Linked DNA regions of Homo sapiens: regions 2 and 3 are each linked to region 1. Evidence: read pairs that join two places in POLR2A ChIA-PET (ENCODE). Cell type or tissue: MCF 10A. All regions are shown on one strand.

Region 1 (5,000 bases):
ATGACCCCCACCTGGTCATTGACACACCAGGTGGTGAGTGTGGATCAGCGTTTAAGAACATCCACATGATCCTGATGGGGGGCTAAAAGCAACTGGCTGGTTTGGGAAGACGAGTAGCTGGCAGTGCCCACTCTGTTGGGGACTGTGGGCAGAGGGAAGGTATGATCAAGAGATAGTCTCTGCTCTAGAGGAGCACAGGGTCTCTTTTCCTTGTGAAAATCAGTCTCTTTATTCCCTTTGAGTAGCTACATAAACCATCTCCTAGTGAATGCCAAATCCTCAGGCAAAATGGCCTTGTGTGCCTGGTGCAGGACATATTAACCATGTCATGGGTTTGAATCCATATTGGACCATGGTTACAACCAAAGCCAACTGACCTTCCTCCTCTTCCTGTCATAGCTGAGGTTGAATCATGTGACTTATCGGACATCTTTGTCTGCCCTACTTTTAGGTGACACAGCTAGGAAGAACAGTCACTCGTCCCCAGCCCAGCTGGAGGGCTGAGCCACGTGTCTATAGAGTATCAGTGACCTTCAGCCCCTGCTGCTTGTAACAAGTGTAGGGCCAGGTTCAGTTGTGTGGTATTGGCAGGGAAGGGGGAGAAGGAAAAGGGGGAAAGAAATAACCCTTTTGAAAGGAGTAGTCCTTATTTGAGAAATAGGAGGCATTCATTTTTGGTGCATTTCTTTCTTCCACACTTCCCTGTGGTGCCTTCAAAGGCCTGGCCTTGCCCGTGCTCTGGGCTCCTCTCCACTCCTTCAGGACCAGCTAAGCTGGAAACTAGTGAGCACTGGGAGGTGACCAAGTGCAAATGGGTTAACATGTTGCTAATGATAATAGCTAATACTTGTTGAGCGCTCACTTTGTATAGGCACTCTGCTAAGGACGGCACAAGAATTACTTTGTCTAATTATCTCAACAATCCCAGGAATTAGGCACTATAATTAGTTCTATTTTTAAGATAAGAAGCTGAGACACAAATGTTAACTTTCCCAAGATCACACTAGTAAGGAGTCGGGCCAGTATGTTTTTAACAAATGTTAATTCGGTACCTTCTATGTGGTATGAACCCCAAATATCAGAGAGAGGTCTCAGTTAATTTAGGAAGTTTATTTTGCCAAAGGACGCATGCCCATGACACAGCCTCAGGAGGTCCTAATGACATGTGCTCAAGGTGGTTGGGGCACAGCTTGGTTTTATACATTTTAGGGAGATGTAAGACATCAATCGATATATGTAAGAAGTACATTGGTTCTGTCCAGAAAGGTGAGACAACTCAAAGCGGGGAGGGGGCTTCCAGGACATAGGTAGGTAAGAGACAAATGGTTGCATTCTTTTGAGGTTCTGATTAGCCTCTTGAAAGGAGGCAGTCAGATTTGCATTTATCTTGGTGAGAAGAGGAATGACTTTGAGTTCTGTCTGTCCTTTGTACACAAGGAAATTCCTTGTGAGGAAGGTATGTAGGTTTTTTTAAAAAATTATTTTATTTTGTTTTATTTTATTATTATTTTTTAATTTAGTAGCTTTTTCAGGAACAGAATGTGAGGTAGGTTTGCCCTAAGCAGTTCCCAGCTTGACTTTTCCCTTTGGCTTAGTGGTTTTGGAATCCCAAGATTTATTGTCCTTTCACAGTGCAAGGCATTTATTCTAGGTGAACAAGACAGGCTCCCCCTCTAGCAGGTAAGGTCAGGTAAAAATCCAAGAGGCAAACCTAGGAGCAAACTCTAAGATTGTGATTAGTACCATGCAGATAATTAAAGGACTGAAGTGCTGGAGCTGCTCAGTGGCCCTTTTCACCTAGGGGATCAGAGAAGGAAGGCTTTTTAGGAAAGGTGACATTGACACTGCAGTCTTAGGTCAAGAAGCCAGCCTCTGAAGATGCTGGGGAAGAGAATTTCTGCAAACAGTTGCTGCAGACAACATAGCTGAGGCAAGGACAGAAAGGAGAGGGAGAGACTCCATGAGAAGAGGGAAGGGAGACGGGGCCCTTCCAGTGACTCCCATGTCACATTTTTCATGTGCCTTTCAAAACTGAAAGGGGCCCTGAGGCTCTCCTGTAGAAATTAGGACAGGCGGGTAGGTCTTGTGGTTAACAATGTGACGAGGACCAGGGCTCCCAGGGTGGGACCTGGTTCACACCCAGCCTGCTCCTGGGCTTGGCACTCTGAGCTCATCTGGGAGGCCAGGCTGTGCTTCAGCGTAGGAGTTACCCAGAGGTGTGGTCAGAGGGCTTTGTATCAGGCCCACGTTATCTCCACTCTTGGCAGGACAAGGTCTGCACAGCCGTCTCTGGGCTTGGTGCCAGCATCTCTCATTGAAAAACAGTGGCACTGATTGTAATGATGTTTTGCAAAGGAAACAAGAGAGAGAACGTGACGTGGGCTGAGATGATAGCTCACCACATTTCAGGCCCGGGCGAGTTCCGGTAGCAAAGGTTCGAACTCCTCCCTGAGAGTGTTTCCAGGAAACCCCAGGGTGTGAAACTATAGTGCCAGATGTTCTAGTAAAACGAAAACTTCCCAGAACAAATAATAACAATAACAGAAGGGTAAATTAGTCTCGTAGATATGAGAGAGAGTGAGCGAGCTCCAACACTGTAACTAGCAGGCACCTGAGTGGTTCTGGACAAATTCCATATGCCACATGTCTTGTTTCCTTCTATCCTCTAACCCTTCTCCTCTCTGTGATTTATGGGACCAGCCCGTCTGAACTGCTGAGAAAGCGATCTCAAAGAGGCAAGCAGCTGGCAAAAGGGGATGTGCAGCCTCCCACAAACAACACATTTCACACATTAAAAAAGACACTCCTGATGGCATGTGTAGACCACATGGTCAAGGCAAAGCTCGCCATCTAGGTCCTGAGCTATAGCTCTGTGCTATGGAAGGTGGCGTATGTGGCACACTATGCCAGCAATATCCCAAGGTGCTTGAATGGAACAGCTCTCCCAAACAGACAGAGTTGTGTGAGTTGCTTTGCAGAACAAATGCCTGAGAAAAGGGGGATACATGTGAGGGCTGAGGACTGTGAAGAGCTGTTAAGCAAACATCATCTACGTTAGGTGCTTTAAAAGTAGGTCAGGAAATTTTCATGTTCATGCCAATTCCACTGTAAACCTGGATTTCCTTAATGCCTAAGTCTTAAGATGTTCTGATAAAATCATTGCAATCTGGGCAAAGGTGAGGGTTTCACTGGGATGGACTCTCCTAGTTTCCTTGTGTTTGGTGATGGGAAGAACAATGAATGTGTCACAGATGTGCATGGGATCAAGTAGGGACTCTGTGCACAATGGTGTGTGTTGTTCCCTGCACAAAGATGTTTGGCCAAGGGGATGAAAGTGGGACTGAAACCCCTAGCCAGCATCCTTGGCAAAGTTATTTTCTCTGGTATGGGTCTGTCAGTCCAAGGAAGGGACACATTTTAAAAATTGGTTCTTCTAGCAGGATACTGTTTCTAATTCCCACAAAGATGATATTTTATGAATTCTTTTCATGAAGAAAAATACTTTCCATACCACTTTTCTATGATATGAATCTCTTCCTTCACTCCCCACCAGTTTTTTTTTTTAATTATTATACTTTAAGTTCTAGGGTACATGTGCACAATGTAAAGGTTTGTTACATATGTATGCATGTGCCATGTTGGTGTGTTGCACCCATTAACTTGTCATTTACATTAGGAATGTCTCCTAATGCTATCCCTCCCCCCTCCCCCCACTCCACAACAGGCCCCAGTGTGTGATGTTCCCCACCCTGTGTCCAAGTGTTTTCATTGTTCAATTCCCACCTGTGACTGAGAACATGTGGTGTTTGGTTTTCTATCCTTGTGATAGTTTGCTCAGAATGATGGTTTCCAGCTTCACCTATGTCCCTACAAAGGACATGAACTCATCCTTTTTTATGGCTGCATAGTATTCCATGGTGTATATGTGCCACATTTTCTTAATCCAGCCTATCATTGTTGGACATTTGGGTTGGTTCCAAGTCTTTGCTATTGTGAATAGTGCTGCAATAAACATACGTGTTCATGTGTCTTTATAGCAGCATGATTTATAATTCTTTGGGTATACACCCAGTAATGGGATGACTGGGTCAAATGGTATTTCTAGTTCTAGATCCTTGAGGAATTGCCACACTGTCTTCCACAATGGTTGAATTAGTTTACAGTCCCACCAACAGTGTAAAAGTGTTCCTATTTCTCCACATCCTCTCCAGCACCTGTTGTTTCCTGACTTTTTAATGATTGCCATTCTAACTGGTGTGAGATAGTATCTCATTGTGGTTTTGATTTGCATTTCTCTGATGACCAGTGATGATAAGCATTTTTTCATGTGTCTGTTGGCTGCATAAATGTCTTCTTTTGAGAAGTATCTGTCCATATCCTTCGCCCACTTTTTGATGGGGTTGTTTGATTTTTTCTTGTAAATTTGTTTAAGTTCTTTGTAGATTCTGGATATTAGCCCTTTGTCAGATGGATAGATTGTAAAAATTTTCTCCCATTCTGTAGGTTGCCTGTTCACTCTGATGGTAGTTTCTTTTGCTGTGCAGAAGCTCTTTAGTTTAATTAGGTCCCATTTGTTAATTTTGGCTTTTGTTGACATTGCCTTTGGTGTTTTAGTCATGAAGTCTTTGCCCATGCCTATGTCCTGAATGGTATTGCCTAGGTTTTCTTCTAGGGTTTTTATGGTTTTAGGTCTAACATTTAAGTCTTTAATCCATCTTGAATTAATTTTTGTATAAGGTGTAAGGAAGGGATCCAGTTTCAGCTTTCTACATACGGCTAGACAGTTTTCCCAGCACCGTTTATTAAATAGGGAATCCTTTCCCCATTGCTTGTTTTTGTTAGGTTCATCAAAGATCAGATGGTTGTAGACGTGTGGTGTTATTTCTGAGGGCTCTGTTCTGTTCCATTGGTCTATATCTCTGTTTTGGTACAAGTACCATGCTGTTTTGGTTACTGTAGCCTTGTAGTATAGCTTGAATTCAGGTAGCGTGATGCCTCCA
Region 2 (5,000 bases), 78 kb after region 1:
GGGGGAGATAGGAAAGGGTCACAGACACACACTGCAGGTGGAAGAGGACATTGATTTCCTTATAATGATCTGGACCCAGAGGTGCCTCGGTAAGCAGGAAGTTTCTGGAAGTCTGAAGACCACTCTGCCCCAACCCTGGCTCCCCAGGTATTCATAAGGGAGTGGCCACACTAGTTCCACCCTTTCCTTCTCTGGGACAATAAACCTCACGTAAATGCACAGGCTTAGACAACAGCAAGTAAATACAAATAAGGATCAGTGCTTTATAAACGTCAATATATTACCTGTACCACAGAGGTAAGGAAATTAGGATGTGGAGATGTTAAAAGAGCTTGTCTACATATTAAGCCAGTTGGTGGCAAAGCAGAGATTTGAAATCAGATTGGAATCCTTCCTCTCTACAGCACTGTGATTTCAAAGTGAGCCCATGGATAGCTGCATCAGCATCAAGTCTCTTTTCAAAATGATTTAAAATTCCTGGGCGCCACCTTTAAAATTCCACACGCCTCCAGTGTGTCTGCAGGTGGGGCCTGAACATTTATTTCTTTAAGAGCTCCCCTAAATGATTCTGAAGCTGGGCCAGGGTTGAGGCACGAGAGCCTACATTTGTTCACGAGCACAGAGGACACCCTGCTCCCAGATGCAGCATTCAAGACCCAGGTGGGAGGAACTTGGCAGGAGATAGAAGCTGGAGGTCTCCAGAGGGGCACCTTCTTGGTTTTTTTTTTTTTTTTTTTTTTTGAGATGGAGTCTCGCTCTTTCACCCAGGCTGGAGGGCAGTGAGGCAATCTCGATTCATTGCAATCTCTGCCTCCCGGGTTCAAGCGATTCTTGTGCCTCAGCCTCTTGAGTAGCTGGGATTACAGGTGCACACCACCAAGCCCAGTTAATTTTCTGTATTTTTAGTAGAGATGGGGTTTCGCCATGTTGGCCAGGCAGGTCTCGAACTCCTGACCTCATGCGATCTGCCTGCCTTGGCCTCCCAAAGTGCTGGGACTACAGGCGTGAGCTACCGTGTCTGGGCTGTTGGTTGGTTTTGTTGTGACCATTTAGATGGCCTTGCTTTGAAGCCCAGGCTCCAAGACCTGGGAATCTTAGGTGCCAGGGGTATCAGGAGGGAGGAGGAAGCACACCTTCCTCTGGCAGCTTCTGCTCAGGGCTGCTTTTAAGGCGCCTGTTGTGGATTCCGGTGCTTTGCTTCTGATCTCTGGTGAAGATCTCTATGCTCCTGGAAAATCAGCCTGGAGCAAACTCAGGGTCTTGGGATACTGGTTGCCATCTATCTCCAATATCGTGGGGAACAGCCCATCGTGAACTGATCTCTTTGATAAACTCAGCTCAAGGACATCCTTAGTGCTTTGTCGGCAAGGCAGCCCTTTCCCCTGGGCCCTCTCTGAGCCCCTTCCATGTTGGATTTCCTCCACAGCTGTTATGACTTTGACAGTCTTGGGACTAATTCCCTATCTTGCAAGGCAGCTAAAAGGGAGGGAACACTCATTGCAGTCTGACAATCTGAGCTTTCTTCTGGGGCAGAATGACCTTAAGGAAAGTCGGGTGTCATCAACAATCACCAAATCCCAAACCCAGCTCTCCGCCTATACTCCGCTTAGAGCTGGGCTTGGGAGAACCGGGTTAATGCACACCTCTTTCTAGCAAGGAAAGATGAAAACATTTTTCCTATGCAGGAGGGCCAGAGGGTGAGTATTACAGTGGAGGGAAAGATGGTAGATCTATTTATCACTGTGTTGTCACTTGAAGGGAAAACAAGCTTTAGTCCCACTTGCCATGGGGCCCAGGTGGATGCCAATTGAGTTACTAAATTTCTATCTGAAAAATGGTGTCCAATACTAGAGCCTTCAGGGGACATCCTTAATGGGAAGCATTGGCAGAGCAATAAATATCGGGCCGCAGTTCTTGCCTGGGCATGCTGACTCCAACGCTGATGCTGCACACTTGTTTACTCATCTTTTTCTGGAGACAGTCCCCAGACTCGGGAATCTGAGGGATTGTCCCAACAATACTTTAAGCCTTCCATTAGGCCTCTGTGCCAAGCACTAATGAGGCCCAAGTCCTGCAGCAAAACTCCAGCCCCTCCTTCCTCATCAACTCAGTTTTACTCTTTCTGCCAACTCTGGCAATTGACTCATGAGAAATCCTGTTAGAGGATTTTTTTTTTCCCTCTTTAAAACCCACTCACTCCACACCTCATAAAGGTTACAGAAAGGTGCAGTAATGGTCTGGCAGACATGTACCTAGTGAGATAAATTTTCCATTGTGAAAGCATCTACTCCTCAATTTGGTTCTGATGTAGAAGGCACAAAATCCCTTACCTCACTTCCTGAAAGTTGCCAAGATGTGACATAGAAAGCGTATGAGGACCCCAGGGGATTTGGTACTGGTATCTCATTAGAGGCACTGACATTTATGATATATCAAAATTTTAGTGGGAGGTTTAAGGAAGATTCAAGATTTGGACAGTTAATGCTATGATTTCCTTAAAAGCATGAGGCACTGAGTAGCAATGGATATTTTTGATCATCCAAAAAAAATCCCCTTCTCTATGGAAACTTAAAATCTTAAGAAATAGTTTAATTTCAGCTCTTCTGTCTACAGGCAAGAGAGTAACCTCTGGCCGCAGAGAATAATCCCTGTCACTAACATCACGGAGAATTAAAGACACAGCTACTAACACCTTCTACCTCTCCAGGAGAATGGCTTTACCAAAGTCTTCCCGAATGCCCAATCAAAAGAATTTTCCCAATTTCTTTGTACCATTAGGCAGTTCTACATTTATTCAATCATTCAATCATTCAACAAACTACTGCTGTGTTGAATGAACAAAACAGGCAGGTTCTCTGGATTACAGCTGAGCAAGGGGGAATTAAGGATGAGTGGGGAGGTGAAGATCACGTAGTCCAGGGGCTTGAACCAGGACCCAGATGCTGCCAGTAGTGTAAGGAGAGGCACACAGAGTTGTGATCTGTTTTGAAAATGTAATGATAGAACTCACTGAAGAATAGGATACGAAAGGATGGACAACTGGTTTCCAACAGAAACAACCTGGGGGATCCAGGTGCATAAGATGAAGAAGAGCAGAACAGGCATACTTTTTTTCCTCCTGCAGTTCTGACCATTCTTTCCCTTTTCTTTGTGAGTTTCTTTCACTTTGTAAGTCCTTTAAACGTCGATGTTTTCAGGCAATTTATCCTTAGCCTTCTTCTCTCCCATGTGAGTTATTTCTTCCACATCCGTGGCTTCACTTACAAAGCAGATGACTCTCAAAGCCATGCAGACAGCTCAGCTCAGGCCTGTCCACTGAGTTCCACATCCATGTTGCCCACCAAACACTGGGTCTTTTCATGGGGATGTTTCTTAGGCATTTGAATTTGAACGTGTTAAAAATGGAACTCCCCTTCTCCCCCAGCCATCTTCCACTACTCACTATCTGTCTCTGCTAACTTGTCCTGCTCCTATGTTTCCTGGCTTTGGTCATTGGACCACCAGCCTGCAGGTCACCCAAATCAGCATCCTGGAAGGCATTTGAGATCCTCCTTGCCCTCTCACAGCATTCCTCTTCTCACTCTATGTTATTGACTCTCTAGCTTGTATATTTCTTGGCTCTGCCTTCTGCTCTTCATCTCCCCCTCCAGCTTCACAATTTCTGTCCTTGTCATTTCTCATCTAGGGACCACAATGTCTTCCAACTGTTCCCTCTGTCTCAGTCTTGATTCCTTTCAATCCATCCTCCATGCTGCTCCCAGAATGATCTTATTCTCCCCTCCAAAGCTGGTAGGTGGCTCACCACCTCCTTAGGAATAAAGCCCTTTGCACATTAGTTTAAAACTTCCAAAGCCCAACTCCTGCTAACAACCACAGTGTCATCTCATTTCACGCTTGATAGAAGTCATCCTTGCACCTTCCTTAATACCTATCTCATGACCTTTCTTGTGCAATGTGCCCTGGGGTTGAAAGGCCTTCTCCTCCTCTCCCTTATTCACTTGATTTGTACCCACCTTCAAATTCATTGAAATCCTTCCTTCTCTTGGAAACCTTCCCTGAGTCCTCCGGCTGACGTGGGCACCCTCTCTCTGTGTGTTCTTACCCCTTCATTAGGCATTCTGTACCCCAGGCTGTCACTGTTAATTGACTCCAGTAGGTGGCAAGTTCTGGAGAACAGGGTTTCTTTCTTATGTTCGTCTGTATACTTAGCACCAAGCACTGGATACACTGGTAACCATCAATACATTTAGCTCAATGAGTGAACAAACTGGTTTTTATGCATTTTGCAGAGAAGCTCTATGAGAAATATAGATCCTGCCAGGCACGGTGGCTGACACCTGTAATCCCAGCACTTTGGGAGGCTGAGATGGGTGGATCACCTGAGGTTGGGAGTTCGAGACCAGCCTGACCAACATGGAGAAACCCCATCTCTACTAAAAATACAAAATTAGCCAGGCATGGTGGTGCATGCCTGTAATCCCAGCTATTCAGGAGGCTGAGGCAGGAAAATTGCTTGAACATGAGAGGTAGAGGTTGCGTTGAGCTGAGATTGTGCCATTGCACTCTAGCCTGGGCAACGAGAGCAAAACTCTGTCTCAAAAAAAAAAAAAAAAAAAAAAAAATATATATATATATATATATATATATAGAGAGAGAGAGAGAGAGAGAGAGAGAGAGAGAGAGAGGGAGAGAGAGATCCATATATACAAACTATGTTTTCATCTTTTTTGTCTTGAAAAATATTATTTATTAATATCCCTTAGGCTGATTACAATAAACATACAGAAAGCCTTGACTGAGTCTCAGCTATGAAGAATAAGACGATAAAATTCACACACACTCGTTAACTAGTATCCTCTCTTAATCTTGAAATTGCATCCTATTAGACAAATGATTTATGTTTACCGTAGGAGTGTAAACAGCTCTCTAATTCATGAATATTAAGCAGCATCTGTATGTCATTTAAATAAGGGAATTACTATCCTGGGAAAGTTAGAAAT
Region 3 (5,000 bases), 130 kb after region 1:
TAGCCATCTCCATTTGTTCTGCTATCTGGAGGCTTTCTGGACCCAGTCCTTTAATTTTCTTTCTTTCTTTTTTTTTTTTTTTTTTGAGATGGAGTCTCACTCTCTCACCCAGCCTGGAGTGCAGTGGTGCGATCTCAGCTCATTGCAAGCTCTCCCTCTCAGGTTCACGCCATTCTCCTGCCTCAGCCTCCTGAGTAGCTGGGATTACAGGCACGTGCCACCATGCCTGGCTAATTTTTTTTTTTTTATTTTTAGTAGGGATAGGGTTTCACCGTGTTAGCCAGGATGGTCTCGATCTCCTGACCTCGTGATCTGCCCGCCTCGGCCTCCCAAAGTGCTGGGATTGCAGGCGTGAGCCACTGCGCCCAGCCAAGTTCTTTAATTTTCTTATGGAACTTTTTTATGTAGGTATGACTGATTACATCATTGGCCATTGGTAATCAACTCAACCATCAACCCTTCTTCCCTCCCCAGAGGTTGGAGGGTGCGGCCAAAAGTTCCAGCCTTCTAATCCTGCCTTGGTCTTTCCAGTGACCAGTCCCCAGTTAGCTAGGGGCCCCCAGCCAGCAGTGATTTCATTATCATGCAAAATACATTCTTATCACTCCAGAGATTCCAAGGGTTTTAGGAGCCATGTGCCAGGAAACCGGAGGAACACTAAATGTGTATTTCACAATATCATAATACCTTACCTGCAACTTGTATAAAACGCCTCTGCTACTTCCAGAAACTTTTTCAAAGTGAATGTTTCTCATTTTAGAACATTTTAAGATAAACAGAATTTCCTCTGCTTAGCATATAACAACTGTCTAAACACTATTATCAAGTGAATACATAAAAGAATTTAGTTTTATACTAGCAATGTAGTACTTGCAGTGTTTTGCGTACTGTGAGAAGATTAAAAACACACGTACACACACACACACATTTTTTTTTTCCTTTCCTGTTCACATTATTCCTGCAAGCGATTTACGTTCCTTCTTTTTACAAATGAGTAAACAAGGTCAAGTAACTTGTTGTAAGTCGCACAGCTAGAACATGGTGGAGCAGAGATAGGAATACTTGTTGATTTGACTGCAAAGCCTGAGATATTTCCATTCTGTCACATTGTCTCCAGAAATTAACCCAAAAACCTACTGTCATAAGTCAAATGCTTTCACTTATCTGTGTCCTTGCTGACCCATTAGCACAGCTAGTGGGCAATCTCCTAGCACTGCCCAGCTTTGATGTTGAATCACATCAGGACGGAAACATATCCTCTCTTCCATCTTGCACCTGCTCCTTTAGTAATGTTCCCACATTGGCTGACCTGGGAGGTCTGATTTGGAATGTCAATTTCAGGGAGCCCAGTGCTCAACAGCAGGCCTGCTCTGTGCTCTCTGCTCCCTACTTTTGCATAACGGCACCAAATTGCCTAAAATATCCACAATGGAGATTTGTCCTAAGAAGTGAGGACTGGTCAGCTGTATGACTATCTGGCTAGGTTGGTGTTTAAACTGTGATAATCATGGAAAGACACTTTGTCCCAAGTCTACAGCACTAAGAGGATGAAGCATATTCACTTGCTTATTGATTGGTTTTTATTATTTAATGACTGCCTATTGAGTACTTAATGCAAAGAACTTTGTTAGATGCTCAGGAGCATAGAGATGTGCAAAAGCTGAGTGAGTGAGAATGGTGGCCTGGGGGAGAGGAGAAACTGTTATGGAAGTCAGTTGTCTTAAGTGAAGAACCAGTGGAGCTGTGTGAAGATTAGGCAAGAAAGCTCTCAGAGGCCTTTTGTGACTGAGCCATACTTATGCAGGCAGGCCCTGCCACTCGGGAAAAGGGTAAGAGAAGACGCTGAACAGCCAAGAGACAAGACAGTGAAGGGAAAGGAGCTGTATCCTGGTTTGCCACCATCTTGACATGCAACATTGGATACGTCCCCTCACCCATCTGATTTTCAGTTTTTCATTCCCAGTGATAATCTCCAGCCCTCTTCCCTTCTGTCTGGCAGAGAGCACATATCTGGGGCCCACTTCTAGACCTGCTGGCGACTGGCCCAGCCTTTGTGCCTACTTCCCCAGGCAGGCCTGTGCTGAACACATGGGCATGGCTGAATATTTACTGTCATGCAAAGCAGCTGATGGTGAGTAATATACCACGGCTCGCTCATTCCCTTCCAAGTCATGTTCAGTGAAAAAGCATGTGTGCAGAAAAGTTCAGAGTAGTTTCATGGCATACCCAGGAGTGCTTGGGAATGGCTGAAAGAGCTAGGGACTGCTTACCATGTCTGGCTGCCAGCTGCCAGCTGCGAGCTGCCAAGCCTAGGGTTTCACATCTGAGCTGGGTTTCCTAAGCTCGGCCGTAAGCCCGTGGGCAGAAGACTGTCTTCGTGCCTAAGAGGAGCTGTATACAAACAATGAATCAGTGTCACGACGGTTGGCTGGAGAAAATGTGGCCTGTGTCCAAGATGAGTGCCAACAAGCTGGCACAAGTGGGCCTGACCCATCAGCAAGAAAAGCTTTGAAAATCTGAGGATTCAGGGATTAGGGAAGAGAATCTTGAATTCTGTCCCAGTTGCAACTTCCATTCATTTGACAAATAATTTTTGAGCCCCTGCTACATGTCAGACCTCTTACAGGCACATGGGGTACATCAGTAAAGAAAACAGACCAAGATTCTTGCCCTTTTGAAGTTTACAGTCTATAGGAAGGATAAATGATAAGAAATAAACATAATGAATCAAGGCATTTTACCGTATATCAGAAGACAAGTGCTTTGGAAACCAAGAAAGAACTAGGTAAGAGGGCACCAGAGTGGGGAGAAGGCAGTAGGTTGCAGTACTAGCCTTTAATTACTTTTATTTACTTTATTTAATTTTCTCCTGCAACCAGTGGATACCCTCAAATAGAACCATTTTAGAAGTTTGAGCATTTAGGTAAGAGAAGGAATTTGGGATGGGATTGGGTATAATGGACAGTTATGCAGGGAAATGAGAAATATCAATGGACCAGACCACAGAAGAGGGTTATCTCCAGAAATCTTGCAAAAACCCTTTTCTCAGGCTTGGTCCACCACTGCCTCCAAAGTGTGGCCCTTATCCACTGTACCATACTCACCTCCCAGAACCTGGGACAGATGAAGTGTGTCTGTCTGTCTGTGTCGGGGGAGGAGGGCAGGTAAGCACAATTACCATGTCAATCAGGGCTGTTTTGGAGACATACTTTCAAATTTCACTTTCCTAGATTTTCTGAGTTAGAGTAACCATCTGCAAAGAGTTGTCTATCTTGTGGACTGCAAGGACCCAAACATGGGGCCATCTATTTGATTCTCTTCACATAAGAGAGATGAAGGTTTTTTCAATGGACAATTGCTGAGGCTGGAATTAAGTACTGAATGTTTGTTTGCCACCAACATTCTTACATTGAAGTCTTAACCCCCAATGTGATAGTGTTTGGAGGTGAGGCCTTTGAGAGGTGATTAGGTTTAAATGAGGTTGTGATGGTGAGGCCCCACGATGGGATTGGTGTTCTTGTAAGAAGAGGAAGAGAGTGGAGCTCACTCTCTCCTCCACGTGAGGACACAGCAAGAAGGTGGTCCCTGCAAGCCAGAAGAAGGCCTTCACCAGAAGCCAAAACTGTTGGTCTTGATCTTGAACTTCCCAGCCTCCAGAATCACAAGAAACAAATGTCTGTTGTTTAAGCCACTCAGTCTGTGGTATTTTGTTATAGTAGCCCAAGCTGACTACAACAGCTAGTATTGCAAACATTTGTTTGAAGAGGTAGACATAAACTCCAAATTCCAAAAGGGGCCCTAAATTCTAAGAGAAAATATACACTCCAAATTTTAGACGTGTTCTCTCGGGACTTCCCACAGAATCTTACTGAAGGTTAGAAGACAAAGATTTTAAATAAATGGTTATGGGTTTTACGAGAGTAGGATGGTGAGGGGAGGTGTTGGGCAGGTTTTTACTGAACAGGAGGCCAGTGTTCTGAGGGCCCCAGCCCAGCCTGTCCCCACATGCTGAGTGCCCTGAGGTGATTCTGCCTCCTGCATTGCTGAATGCAGGTGGATGCAGGTGGCATGCTACCACTGCCTTGTGGATTGTGAGCAAGATCAGGCTCTCCCGGAAGAAAAGTGATGGAGATAATTAGGGATGGAGAAATAGGAGGGTACAAGTCCCACAATAGCGGGTACAGTTAAGAATCAGATAAATAAAAGTTGTCACTGATGGTATCTGAGGAAAACATTGGTGATCAGAAGTGTGAAGTGTGAAAAGAGGGAGGTCAAGAACAGATATTTTTCAAACAGAAAGAGTAAAGCAGCACTCTAAGGTAGGAAAGTCTCCTTGTATTGACCAGCGACAGGCGCAAGAGGATGTTCTGGCCTGGAGCAGTGGGGCTCATGTGTGGACACCTGACCAGCACTAGTAAAAGAGTCTGCTTTGAGAGGGTGAAAAAGCAGATCAGGAAACCCAGGGGCCTTTTCTGCCATGGCTGTGCTCCCTTTGAAAGGGAAGTTTGGCAGGAAACAGTTGGAGGGCAAGAGTCTCAGAAATCCATGTCCCAGGTGCTCAGGAGAAGCTGAGATGGTTTCTAGGCTTCTAACCTGAACCAGACCCAGTGTCACCCTTGGAGGGTGTCCACATCCTCCTGAAAAGAAGCCAGACCCCCTCCTTAACCTAACTACAGCCATGAGACAAGGGATTTAAATGCTAGGAAGGGTAGCATAGTCAACCAGGCCTTGGAGCTTGTCTGATCAAGAGGTTTCTTCTGAACACCTACTCTGCTCTGATGTTTGCTTCACATGTGCTTATGCTGAGCTTGCTAATAGGGGACTTTGTTTTTGATTAATAAAACGAAGACGAATTCCTGGTCATGAGTGGCCAGGGCCTCAAATAGCTTGTCCTGTTCTCTATCTCAGGGACTCTTAAATGGCAAGTCACCGTTCTGAGAGGGATAAAGCGGTGAACAAAGTTTTGGCCGCAGACTGTGGCAGCAGGAGTGGAACCTGCT

What was found. Peaks named below come from ENCODE experiments on the same cell type or tissue, not always from the same donor. Only the 100,000 strongest peaks of a DNase experiment are listed, where the experiment ranks them.
Region 2: POLR2A ChIA-PET joins it to region 1 with 7 read pairs; 1 of 35 experiments calls an interaction of 5 or more read pairs at or near these places.
Region 3: POLR2A ChIA-PET joins it to region 1 with 5 read pairs; 4 of 35 experiments call an interaction of 5 or more read pairs at or near these places.

The regions. Positions count from the first base shown.
Region 1 is chr14:55,804,996-55,809,995 of GRCh38, forward strand. No RefSeq gene overlaps it. Among named protein-coding and RNA genes, the nearest start is that of LINC00520, 11 kb to the left of the region's middle. In MCF 10A, no CTCF peak of the experiment used is centred here; a DNase peak (open chromatin) is centred at 2,296.
Region 2 is chr14:55,882,968-55,887,967 of GRCh38, forward strand. No RefSeq gene overlaps it. Among named protein-coding and RNA genes, the nearest start is that of LINC00520, 89 kb to the left of the region's middle. In MCF 10A, no CTCF peak of the experiment used is centred here; a DNase peak (open chromatin) is centred at 2,014.
Region 3 is chr14:55,936,305-55,941,304 of GRCh38, forward strand. No RefSeq gene overlaps it. Among named protein-coding and RNA genes, the nearest start is that of LINC00520, 140 kb to the left of the region's middle. In MCF 10A, no CTCF peak of the experiment used is centred here; DNase peaks (open chromatin) are centred at 2,107 and 2,247.